Regions from separate parts of the Homo sapiens genome. Here regions 1 and 2 are each linked to region 3. Evidence: chromatin contacts called from ENCODE Hi-C or POLR2A ChIA-PET data. All regions are on one chromosome and are shown on one strand. The core of a region is the stretch at or near the end of the contact, and the rest is flanking DNA. Distances in the headings are between cores, read along the strand shown.

Region 1 (4,027 bases), core at 204-2,703, 3.0 Mb after region 3:
ATTTCTTCCTATCACCTACTTCTGATGACCACCAATATAATTTGGAAATATGTGCAGAACCCTCTTCAGAGTAATAAATTCACTGTCGCCTAAATACTGGGCCTCTGAAAAGAGAACACAGCACGAAGATCAGCAGCAAAGATTACTGTCTACTTGTGTCCCTGAGACTAATAATCCTGATGAAGAATTTTGAGAGAAAACACGTATTGCTGGTTGAGAAAGACTCTAACCACTGGGCATGCTACAGTTAAACAAATGTTTAGGTAGAGGACCAAACACTACATCACACATATCTGAAATCTAAATCTGGTATAAATTTACAAGACTGAGATGGCTGCCTGGATGGCCAGCCTGAAAGCTGTAAAATGAACTAAGGTCCTTCTCTAAGAGTTTCTTAGGACTTTTCATTTAATAACAAGGAAGGTGGACAAGGACACAGTATAAATATAACCAGGGCCCCCCCACTAGAGTTGCCAGATTTAGCAAATAAAATACACAACCCACAATTAAATTTGAAATTTAATTGAAAACTATGCAACATATACTTAAAAATAATTGGTTGTGTAGGTGAAATTCTAATTCAACTGGGTGCCCGGTGTTTTGTCTGGCAACCCTATCCCTTCCTTACACCTACCTCAACTTCGATTGCAGACAGCAAAGTGCCTCCCAGTTCCCTCTAACCTCGACTTCTCTGTTAAAAACACAAAGAAACGTGTCAGGTTATGGTAAGAGTTTCTCAAACTGGAAAATAAAATACTCGATGCGAAATCCATAAATTTAAGTTTCATTTTAAAAAGTGATGCTATATAAATGCGTCAAGGAGCTAGGCGGTTAGGACTTTAGAAAAAGGGCATACAGAAATCTGACTACGAAAGCGGCGGGCTCTGGATATGCAGAGGAACTTTCCAGCTAAGAGTTTTGACAAAGAAATATCGCTTGAGGGGCCCCACTTGCCCATTCTGAATTAATGGCCTCGCGGGGCCGAGAGGAGGAGCGCCCGACAAAGCGCCTCCTCCTCTAACCAACCACGACTTCAGCGATCTCTCATAATAGACCCCACACCGTCGGGCCCAGGGCGGCTCAGAGGCCGGCAACTTACTGACACGGGTAAGATTCGGAGATGAGTTGCACAAAGAAACAGGGCAGGAACGAAAATGGGGAAAGCCCGAAGCGAAGCGAGTTGAGAAAGGTGGCCCCCCGCGGGTGGGCTGAGAAGGCAGTGTGGCGGCAGAGACAAGGCCTCAAGGGGCCTCGGAAGCGCCATCCACCCTCCAAACCTAGCTTCGCCCTAGCCTCTTCCTTCGCTGATTGTTCCAAGAAATCCCACTACCCTCCCAAACAAGAACCAAGACGTCCCAAAACTCACCCTCTACCGACTGGTATCTCCTCGGAGTAACGGCGACGCTACACGGCCTCTCCCGTCCCGAGAAAAGAGCGCGCGACCGCCGGAAACGAGACGACGGAGCTCGGTGCCTGCCAAGGGGTACAAAATGGCGTTCTCGATTGGTTAGCTAAACTGCCAATCAAGGTTTAGCTCCCGAGGCGGAATCATTTTTCCGCCATTTCTTAGATTCTATTGGCTGCCGAATGCCAAAGGCTTGAGTTCGTGTGAACGACAGATGGGGACAAAGAGCGAGGCTTTGTACCTAATGCGCATGTGCAAGCGGCCTGGCGCGTGAGACGGGAAAGGAAAGGGGGAGGGGGAAAAGGAAAGGGAGAGGAGCTGGGGGTGGGGGTCGGAAGGAGAGACCTAAACGAACTGACTGAAAGACTGAAAGACCAAGTGGTGGGAGGGGGAAAGGAGAGGAGAAAAAGGGAGAGGAAAGTGGAAAGAGGGAGAGGAAGGGGAGAAAATGCGCGCGTAGGCGTGCTCGGAGCAGTCCTGCACTGCGCCTGTGCAAGAAGCAAGAGTAACAATGTCATTGTATTCAATGGAATAGATTTGGCCTTTTCCTACTGAAAAAAATGCCCCGCCATGTTTCTTTTTTCACACTTCCTTGTTAGGGCTTGCATCCTGACACCCCATACTTAATCATATTTCTAGATGCTTCTCCTGTTGCTGGGGCTACTCGGGAAACGCAACTGAAATAGTCAACTCTTTGGTCATGGTTACAGACGGGGTGGGGGAGGAGGGGGTGCATCATACCTTAGGCTCTGCGTGATTACACAGAATTGTAACCAGCACCCTCATTTCCATGGTAACCAGAAAACCTAGCAGTCCAAACATCACTATTGTTCCTATGATTTACTGAGAGATTCAACAGGTGTCATCATTGCCATGGATATATTGTAGGCCTCTAGATCAGACTGTATATTCCATAGGAGGCCTATCAGTAACTAACCTTCATTGTTTCAGTAATGCCTAACTCGCCCCGCCCCCGTGGTTAACCAAGGACTACAAGGATCAATTGATAAGTATGTGTTGTTAATTCCCATTAATTAATTCACACTCAGGGTTGCAGGGTATCCCAATGGGCACCACCTTATGTGGGGACACAATGATCTAGACTTGGGCTGTTCAATAGAACTGTGTGCAATGATGGAAAGGTCCTATGTCTGCTGTGTTCAATATGGCAGCTACTAACTATAAGTGGCCATTGAAATATGACTAATGCAACTGAGAACCTGAATTTTTAATTCCGGCTAGGTGCAGTGCTCATGCCTATAATCCCAGTACTTTGAGAGGCCGAGACGGGAGGATCGCTTAAGCCTAGGAGTTCGAGACCAGCCTGGGTAACATGGCGAAACTCCATCTCCGAAAAAAAGCAAAAATTAGCCTGTCGTGGTGGAGTGTCCCTGTAGTCCCACCTACTCAGGAGGTTAAGGTTAAGGTGGGAGGATAGCTTGAGCTCGGGAAGCAGAGGCTGCAATGAGTGGAGATCGCGCCACTGCACTCCAGCCTGCGTGACAGAGTGAGACCCCGTCTCAATTAAAAAGAAGAAGAAGAAAACTAATACTTACTCATAGAAAAAAAAAGAAAAATCAAACAATACCCAACAGTATAAAGAGAAAAGTCTTGGCCGGGTGTGGTGGCTCACGCCTGTAATCCTAGCACTTTGGGAGGCCGAGGCGGGAGGATCACGAGGTTAGGAGATCGAGACCATCCTAGCTAACATGGTGAAACCCCGTCTCTACTAAAAATACAAAAAAAAAATTAGCCGGCGTGGTGGCGGGTGCCTGTAGTCCCAGCTACTCGGGAGGCTGAGGCAGGAGAACGGTGTGAACCCAGGAGGCGGAGCTAGCAGTGAGCCAAGATTGCGCCACTGCACTCCAGCCTGGGCAATGAGTGAGACTCCGTCTCAAAAAAAAAGTCTCCCCCCCATTCATTCTCTAGAGATAGCAATTATGACCACTTTCTTGCGTTTCTATTTTCTATGTATGTACTGTTTATATTTATTTACTTAGAGACAGTCTTGCTCTGTCACCCAGGCTGGAGTGCAGTGGCACAAACACAGCTCACTGCAACCTCTGCCTTTCAGGTTCTAGCGATTCTCCCACCTCAGCTTCCTCAGTAGCTGGGACTACAGGAGTGCACAACTACGCCCACGGTGGGTTTGTATGTTTTGTAGAGACAGGGTTTCACCATATTGCCCAAACTGGTCTTAAACTCCTGGGTGTAAGGAATCCCGCCTCCACTTGGCAAAGTGCTGGGATTACAGGCATGAGCCAGGGCACCCAGTGGAGGACCACTTTTTTTTTGGCGGCGGGACGGAGTCTCGCTCTGTCGCCCAGACTGGAGTGCAGTGGTGTGATCTCGGCTCGCTGCAGCCTCTGCCTCCCAGGTTCAAGCGATTCTCCTGCCTCAGTTCCCGAGTAGCTGGGATTACAGGTGCCTGCCACCGTGCCTATGCCCAGCCAATTTTTTTTTTTTGAGACAGAGTCTTGCTCTGTCGCCCAGGCTGGAGTGCAGTGGCGCGATCTCAGCTCACTGCAAGCTCCGCCTCCCGGGTTCACGCCATTCTCCTGCCTCAGCCTCCCGAGTAGCTGGGTCTACAGGCACCTGCCACCACGCCCGGCTAACTTTTGT
Region 2 (4,012 bases), core at 982-3,481, 3.5 Mb before region 3:
GGGTTTGGAGGCAGGGAACCTAAGGCTGAGTAAAGTTGACTTCCTAGAACTGAATCAAAAGGAAAACCCCAACTTTCCACACCTAAGTAACAAAAAGACTACTCCCTTTGCAAATCCTCTTCCTTTTCCGCTTGGCAGATGGAAAACTGAAAGTATCTCTGATTGGTTGCAGAAAGCAGATGTTTGTATAGCAGTGTAACTTTGTAACTTCACTTTAGCCTCTGATTGGTTGCTGTCCACAACCAATTAGATGCTTGCATAGGGTGTGACCCTTGTAACTTCACTTTAGCCTCTGATTGCGGGCCACTACTTTATTTACATAGGGTGTACACCAAGTAACCAATGGAAAACCTCTAGAGAGTATTTAAATCCCAGAAAATTCTGTAATGGGGGTCTTGAGCCCCTGTGCTCTGGCAGCTCCTGCAGTCTTGTGGAGTGTACTTTCATTTTCAACGTGTCTCTGCTTTTGTTGCTTCATTCTTTCCTTGCTTTGTGCATTTTGTCCAATTCCTTGTTCGAAACGCCAATAACCTGGTAACATGTTGACTATTTACTATTTTTCTCATAGTGAAGTCAGTTGAACAGCAAGCACATTTCTGTGCTGCCTTGTGATGGAGTACATCATTCAAATTCACTGCATTTACCAAGGAGAAAAAAATGACTCCTGTAAATTGTATGTTGAAATGATATTTAATGTGTACAAGACAAAATCAGTATAGCAGGTACAGAGGTCTGGTTTCTATAATTGCCAACTGAACTCAAACATTTGAAAGATATAATTGCAATGTGTACAGGCGTCTGTTGATTAAAAAGTTGCCTGAGGCCAGGCGCGGTGGCTCACCCCTGTAACTCCAGCACTTTGGGAGGTCGAGGTTGGAGGATGGCTTGAGCTTAGATGTTTGAGACCAGCCTGGGCAACAGACAGACCTACCTCATCTATACCAATACATAAATACATAATTAGCTGGGCTTGATGGCACGCGCCTGCAGTCCCAGCTGCTTGAGAGGCTGAGGTGGGAGGATTGCTTGAGCCTAGGAGGTCGAGGCTGCAGTGAACTGCGTCACGCCACTGCACTCCAGCCTGGGTGACAGAGCTAGACCCTGTCTCAGAAAAAAAAAAAAAAAAAGTTGCCTGAGCCTATCAGATTTTCAAAGTGTTTCATTCAAAAAAGGCTCCCCTCTTGCTATCCCAGTAGAAAGCAGCAACCCTGTCACCTAACCCCGACAGGAGCTCTTGCATATTTCAAGAAAAATAAATAGAATGAACTAAAGCATGCATGGCAGAATAAATTTGGAAATAAATTTCGAAGCGATTAGATTTTAGAGGACTTGTTTGTGATTAGCAGAGATTACCAATGTAAAATCAAATTATAGATCATAAAAGCGGGAAAGGCATTTACAGATCATCCAGCCAAGCTTCCTCTGTAATGAGAAGGAAGCAGATCTAAATTGATTGGTTTGTGAGCTAAACATCACATCAAATTGGGGAAATGGCCCGTGTGTGTGTGTGTGTGTGTGTGTGTGTGTGTGTGTGTGTGTGTATTCTAAGAGACACTTTATTCAATATGGAAAGAATTTTATGCAGCGTTCAAGTTGGTCTTATGTCGTCTGCACACATATACATATATATAAGTATATTATACACATATACATTTCCAAGCATGTTGGTGTGCCAAATATTATGTATAAAACATCTAGGAAAGCAAATAACTTGATGATAGCCTAGCATATAGGAAAGAAAATACTTACATAGGATGGCCATACAGATTAGTGGTTAAGAGTGTCTGGTGAATCTCGGCTCCACTACTGTGGGACTTTGTGTCTTGGTTTCCTCATCTGGAAAATGTAGGTTTGTCTACCTCAGAGAGTGTAAAGATTAAATGAGATAACCCGGATAAAGGATTAGTGTAGTGCCGAGCATATAGTAAACTCTCAATAAATGTAGGTTGCTGTTATTACTTCGTTAATATGTCAAAGAAAAAAGAGGTTGGACCAAAAGAGCATTTTCAAAATAAAGTCAAACTATGTCACTAGCACTTTCAGGTCAATTGGGACTAAATTGGACCCCCTGCGAAAAGGTGGAGGGGATCAAATGACGTCGACCGCCTTAGCAACAGGCCCCCAAAGAAGGTGAATTTCCGTAGCCAATAAGACTCTGTGCTTTGGAGGAGGTAGCCAATGGCTGACGGAAAGAGAAAGAGGGAGGACGCGCCAATTCTCCTGCCTGAGCCTCGGCCCAACAAAATGGCGGCGGCAGCGGTGTCGCTTTGTTTCCGCGGCTCCTGCGGCGGTGGCAGTGGTAGCGGCCTTTGAGCTGTGGGGAGGTTCCAGCAGCAGCTACAGTGACGACTAAGACTCCAGTGCATTTCTATCGTAACCGGGCGCGGGGGAGCGCAGATCGGCGCCCAGCAATCACAGAAGCCGACAAGGCGTTCAAGCGAAAACATGACCGCTGAGCCCATGAGGTAAAACGCAACCCCGTCTCATGGGCCCCAGCGGTCTGGGCCCAGGCACCGTCTGAGTCGGGTGTTTGGGAAGGCGTTCGCTTGGTGGGTTAGGCCTGTGTGTTGCTTAGCCGAAAGAGGCATCGTTTTCTCTTTAGGTGAGAAGGGTTTCGGGGTATCGGCGCAAGGCTCCGACGGGGGTGGGGGTGGGGATGGGGTGGGGGGAGGTGGGGGGGGCGCGGCCTAGGGTATGGGGCGCTTCTTGCAATCTCCCCTAAACGGTGACGCTTGGTCGGGCTCCTCTGTTTATTCTTTGGTGCCTGTGGGATTGAGACCTCGAAGTCGGAGGCGGTCTTTGGTATCCCGGTCATTTTTGCTAATCTTTGGGCCTAGAAACTGCGTGGGGAAGAAGCGGGGGGAGGGTGAGAAGAGGGGGAGGGGTGGGCGGGCGCGAGGATGTGAGATCCCAGGACGACTTAGAGGCGTTTAGGTTGCTGGAGATGGGAAGCACCCGGGCCCTGCGGGATTTTTTTTCTGCAGCCCCAGGAGACAAGCCTTTTTTTGATTGGGTTGTGGTGCAGTTCCAGGTATTTAGGTATCTTTTCTACTCCATATCCTGAAGGATATCCTTGGGTTTATTTCTAGGCGAGGGGGGACTTAACACAGGGTTTTGCTTCCAGAGGACCCTAGTATACTACTTTTTGTGATGTCCAGCCTTAATGGGACCTCAAGTGTTTCCCCACTTTCTGGGCAAATTTCGAGGAGTAATTAGGCCCTATCTTTATTTACTTATTTATTCCATGAAGGATGAAGGGCAGGTTAACGTGGGCTGATGCGAAGTAAGATTTATTGCAAGGGAAAATGCCTGGCAGGCCTCCTCTTAACCAATCAAGCACGTTTATTAGGTTGAAGCTGTTTTTCTGTGTGCTTCTGATTTGCCTCTTGACGGGTCTGAAAATTTGGGTAGTCAATATGAAATGTATACACTTTTACCCAGGTGGCTGGCTGGCGTTTCAGTTTGACATTTGAATTTTCATCCCACAATGTGAATTAAGTAATTTTTTTACTCGGAGATGCATCCTTGGCGTCCAGTGGCAAAATAAAATTACAAGGAGCATGGGTCAGAATTGCATTTCAAGTTGGCGAAATGTGCCTTTGAGTAACTCTTAGATTGGCATATGTTTTTAGAGCAATTTAGCTAGAATGTAGAATTGGGCAATGAGCCTATGATACGTATGTCTGTATTTCTGCATGAACAAGCAGTAGATTATATTTTCTTTACCTTGGGGAAAGATATGCTTCAGTTCTTAGATTGTAGATCTCTAGTTGTGTACACGATTGTGGCCTTGGTTTCTGAATTTGTCAGTAGGCTCAAATACAACAAATCTTTATCTGTGGGGTATTAGGCACGTAAGTGGTACCCAGTATAACTTGTTGGCCTGTAATTACCAGGCACTCATGTTCATATGCATGGATGGTGTACCTTACAGTTAAATTATGACCTCTAGATTTTACTAAGTTTCACAAAGTCTACATTTGAAACTATAGTTTGAAGTCGGATCTTCTCA
Region 3 (4,401 bases), core at 282-2,781:
ACCATTAAAACAGAAAAATAACAGAGATAAGAGCATTTGTTAAAATAGTGTTGTAGAATTTGGGGTAAAATTTCTTATATTTTAACTTTTGTGTAATAATAAATGATTATTTTAATTTAGAAGAGGTTCTTTGTACCACTGAGATTTCGGCATTTCTTTTTTATTTAATGCATGCCTATTTCTCTTTTTTCTTCTTCATATGCACATTGTTGTATAATTTTTTGGGCGTATTATATAACAAATGCAAACCCATTTTTCTCTGAATAATGTTGATATAACATTCTTAAGTTAATTTGAGAGGATGGTGATGTATAAGTTTATGAGTTTTAGGATTTATGAATTTGCGGGTCTCAGTTTTTGGTATTTCCAAACTGGCTCTTTTAGAAAGCAATAAGAACCAGACACCAAAGTAAAACATAATAAAGAGAAACAAAATATTATTTTGTATTCTTTCTAGTTCACACCCAAAGAGGGATCTATTTCAGAGCCTCTTAAGTAAATAATGCCATTTCCCTCAAAATTAATATTTGAGTTCTTACAGAAGACAAGAACAGGCCTTGTAGTAAGCAGTGAAGGACATTGAATCTCATTTTTAATGTCCAGACAATACCAGGGTTGTGAATAGAAAGAAAAGAGCTTTCCATGTTGGTGGTCTACTGCCTCTTACCCCCAAATTGATTGAACACTTTTGCAGTTTTTGTTCTGGTTCCCTGTCTCTGGATCTTCCCTGTGGGTCATCATCAAAAAGGTGTTCTCTTTGCCCAAGACAGGCTGGTTGAGCTCACCCTGAGAGCTGCTTTGGAGAGGATGTGTGGAAATATTTTTTTTCTTTTTTTGAGATGGGGTCTCACTCTGTTGCCCAGGCTGGCAACATCATAGCTGGCACAATCATAGCTCACTGTAGCCTCGACTTCCTGGGCTCGAGTGATTCTTCCACCTCAGCCTTCTGAATAGCTGGGAGTACAGGTGCGCACCACCACGCCCGGCTAATTTTTGTATTTATTTGTAGAGACGGGGTTTCGCCATGTCACCCGAGCTGGTCTCGAACTCCTGAACTCAAGGGTTCCGTCCACCTCGGCCTCCCAAAGTGCTGGGATTACAGGTGTGAGCCACCGCGCCCGGGCTACAATTATTTAAAAAAAAATTTTTGCGGTAATTTTTACAAATTTCAACATCAGGCATAGGAGGAGAGGAGTAAGAGGCCCAAGAGGGCTGCAGACTGGCAGGGAAAGTGAAGAATTGAAGGGTAGACCACTAACGATAGCAGAGGAAATAAAGGTAGATGGTGGGCTAAGAATAATGGGAGAGGGATTGACGAAAGAAGTATGGGCTGAGGGAGGGATGATGGTGGAGGCCAGTGTGACCGAGGGGAGGGGAAAGGTGGAAGAAGCAGAGTGGGATAGCGTCCTGGGAAAGAAGTGAAGGAGGTCGGTGGACCGCTAAGGGTTAGACTCCTAGAGGCTGGAGAGCGGCGCGTGGGGGAGGCGGGGCGCGGAGGGGGGGTTAAGGGGCGTTAGCAGCGCATGCGCTGGAAGCACACTGCGGCGATTCTGGAGAGGTTGTCCTTTTCTGGCATCAGCGTTGCGGCTCGAGGCAAAGCTGGTCCTGTGCCTGCTGTCCATTGCCGCTAAGGCCTGCTGCTGCCATTCAGGCGTGTCTCTCTCTCTCTCTCTCTTTCATGCCGCTCTCTCCACCCCATCTTGGGACGGCCAGCTCTAAGAATTCCTGCTACGACACTGAATTCAACCAGGAGGTAAAGGAACGATGTAGGGGAAGAACAGAACATGGAGGGCGGCGGAGGGAACTTGGGCCAGGAAGATCCTTAATTTGTGCATTTTTCCAGTTCACGGGAGGAAAAAATGGAATACGTTACAGGCCCCAGTTTTCCAAAAGGATGTTGAGCATTTGCTTCCCATTGTGAAAGGAATGCGGGTTCCTTTCCTCTAACTAGAGTCAAGGCACCTGAGCATCGGTGTTTTCCATAATGTTCCCTGTTTAAAACATTTGTGGTTCGTCATTTGTAGCAGATGTATTTAAAGGGCGAGGCCTTAGGATTATGTTCATCCGATGGTTTGTGAAAGTTTTCCTTGCCTTTGTTCAGGTTGACCGGTCTTATGTGAATCCTGGGGTACTCTAGCCCCCTCCCTTGGAGTTGGGACCGATTCCATCTAGATCTGGGATTCACTCTGATCACCTGCAACGCCTTCTTTCCCCGATTCAACTTCCCTAGTTTATCGCATCTACTCGCATTAGGGAAGGCTGGTAATGGCTCTCCTTGGGCACTGGGGCAGAATTGTGGCGAGAAACACGTCCAGATAGCATCAGGCATGCATACTGTATACAAATGGGAGCAAGAAGAGAGAGGACTATCGCGGTGCGCAGGGTATTTGAGAGGCTGGATGAGGAGGCGCGGCGCCGAGGGGCGGCGCTCAAGCTTACAGTATTTGAGAAGACCTGAGTTAAGGGGACGGGCTCCAGTGGGGCGGGGGTGGGGAGAGGGAGGCACGCATGCGCAAGGCTTGAATGGCGTCGGGGTTGGAGGGTTGGAAGGTCGGGAAGTGAAGGACTCGCAGGCATATTTAACAACGCAAAGTTGCTAGGAGTTGGTACCAGCGTTTGGGAGGTAGAGGTGGCGCTCATGCATATTTGAGACAACATCTGGATGGTTGGGGAGAACGGTAAGGAGGAAGCGGCGCGCATGCGTATTTCAGACGGAGTGCCGGGGAGGGGAGGCGCTCAGCATTCGGGTAATTAAGGTTGCAAAATGGCGAGGGGGGAGGTAAGCTGTCTTTGCTTGGCCATCTTGGGCTAGCAGGCCTTGCAGAGAACTACCTTTTTAGCTGAGTGAAGGGATCAACCTGAGTTGGAGTTCTCCTATGCTGTGGCCAGATCCACTAGAAATTAACCCAGAATCTTAGCCTCTCAGTGGCCTATCGGTAAGTGGGTACAAAAATGAGGAGGCGATGATGACTCTGCAAAAGGTTGCGGCAGCTGGCGGTGCGTAGGAAATGCGTAAAAAGGGAGCACTTGGAGACAGGCCACATTTGGGCAGTACGCATTCGGAGGGCTCTCTGGCTTTCCGATCTTGGGTCGCTGTACTTGGCTCTGAATACAGTCACCCCATCAGAGTAGCAAAACACTGTGGTTGTAGTGTGAGAATCCAATGTTAATGTTGGCCGAAAGCTCTTGATTTTCTTCCCTGAGAACATAGGCGTGAGGATTTGGATGTGTTTCCAAATGCTTGTTACTCTTTGCCGTAAACCTGGAATTTGGACCTATGGCTGCCTGGGACTCATACTGTCGTGGAGAAAGATTGAAAAGTAGTTAATGGCAGTGGTGGTATGAAGGTAACCTGGGCTTTCACCCTTTCCTTTATTTTTTCTTCTGTAGAACTTTCAGCACGGTTTTGTCAAGGGAGAAGATTAGAGTTTCTATTTTAAAGGCAGATGTACTGTCATGACTCTCTGAAGACTTGCTGTTAATCGCTAAAACTAGTAAGTTAGCACTTAGATACAGACATAGTTAGAAGGAGCACAGGATTAAAAACTGAAAAAAACATCTTTTCCCAGTAATCCTAGCTATTATTTCATGGTGGTCCTTTTCCTTCTCTGGGCCTATTTCTCTCTCTCGCTCATTTATTTATTTACTTTTAGACAGAGTCTTGCTCCGTCGCCCAGGCTGGAGTGCGGTGGCGCGATCTCAATTCACTACAACCTCCGCCTCCCGGGTTCAAGCGATTCTGATATCTCAGCCTCCCAAGTAGTAGCTGGGGTTACAGGTGCGCGCACGCCCGGCTAATTTTTGTGTTTTTAGTAGAGACGGGGTTTTGCCATGTTGGCCAGGCTGGTCTCGAACTCCCGGCCTCATGTGATCCGCCCGCCTTGGCCTCCCAAAGTGCTGGGATTACAAGCGTGAGCCACCACGCCCGGCTGCTGGGCCTATTTCTCTATCTGTAATAATGATTAAACGTCAATAGCACTTACTACGTTCGAGGTTCTGGTCTGCGTGCTTTTACATAGGCCGTAACTCATTTGGTACTCTCGACAATCTTACGAAACACAGTACTGTTATTAAGTTTATACAAATGAGAAATTTGAGGGACACGAGACTAATTTGTTCAAGGCTTTACAGCCAGTTGAATGGCTGAGACTGGGTTTTTATCCAGGTGGGATGGCTCCAGAAGCATGTGCTTTTAAGCATTATGCTTTATTCCCTAAAAAGAGGGGGCGAATTTAAAGGAACCTTCTTTTATGATTTCAAAATTTGTTTGTAACTAACCAAAACCATTTGAGAAAGAAGACCTGTTTTCTGTTTCTGACTGTGCAGACTACAGGGTTACATACCTAGGAGACAAAAGATAAAGAATTGTTGATTTGGTGCCTAGTGGGGTGGCTATCCTTA

What was found. Hi-C counts contacts between places; a loop is a spot of excess contacts on that map. ChIA-PET counts read pairs that join two places held with the same protein, here RNA polymerase II (POLR2A). Pooled maps may share reads with other maps.
Region 1: a loop to region 3 is called in a map of CD8-positive, alpha-beta T cell, with 36 times the contacts of the local background. The contact joins the promoter of NONO here to the promoter of FTX in region 3. A Hi-C loop is called at or near these places in 2 of 168 maps with a recorded cell type or tissue (CD4-positive, alpha-beta memory T cell and CD8-positive, alpha-beta T cell) and 6 of 50 pooled maps. POLR2A ChIA-PET finds 5 or more read pairs at or near these places in 1 of 52 experiments (MCF 10A).
Region 2: a pooled map shows a loop between it and region 3 (18-fold over the local background). The contact joins the promoter of ATRX here to the promoter of FTX in region 3. A Hi-C loop is called at or near these places in 6 of 50 pooled maps.

The regions. Positions count from the first base shown.
Region 1 is chrX:71,281,061-71,285,087 of GRCh38, reverse strand. It overlaps NONO (non-POU domain containing octamer binding), which reads right to left and starts at 1,453. Exons shown (of 12, transcript NM_007363.5): 1 at 1,367-1,453; 2 at 635-691.
Region 2 is chrX:77,784,435-77,788,446 of GRCh38, reverse strand. It overlaps ATRX (ATRX chromatin remodeler), which reads left to right and starts at 2,231. Exons shown (of 35, transcript NM_000489.6): 1 at 2,231-2,465. The coding sequence starts at 2,446. RefSeq lists enhancers at 2,158-2,347, 2,358-2,467 and a silencer at 2,568-2,617.
Region 3 is chrX:74,290,704-74,295,104 of GRCh38, reverse strand. It overlaps FTX (FTX transcript, XIST regulator), which reads left to right and starts at 1,531. Exons shown (of 7, transcript NR_028379.1): 1 at 1,531-1,753. LOC124905199 (a long non-coding RNA gene) reads left to right here and starts at 2,509. Exons shown (of 2, transcript XR_007068266.1): 1 at 2,509-3,347. RefSeq lists enhancers at 2,277-3,067, 3,859-4,401.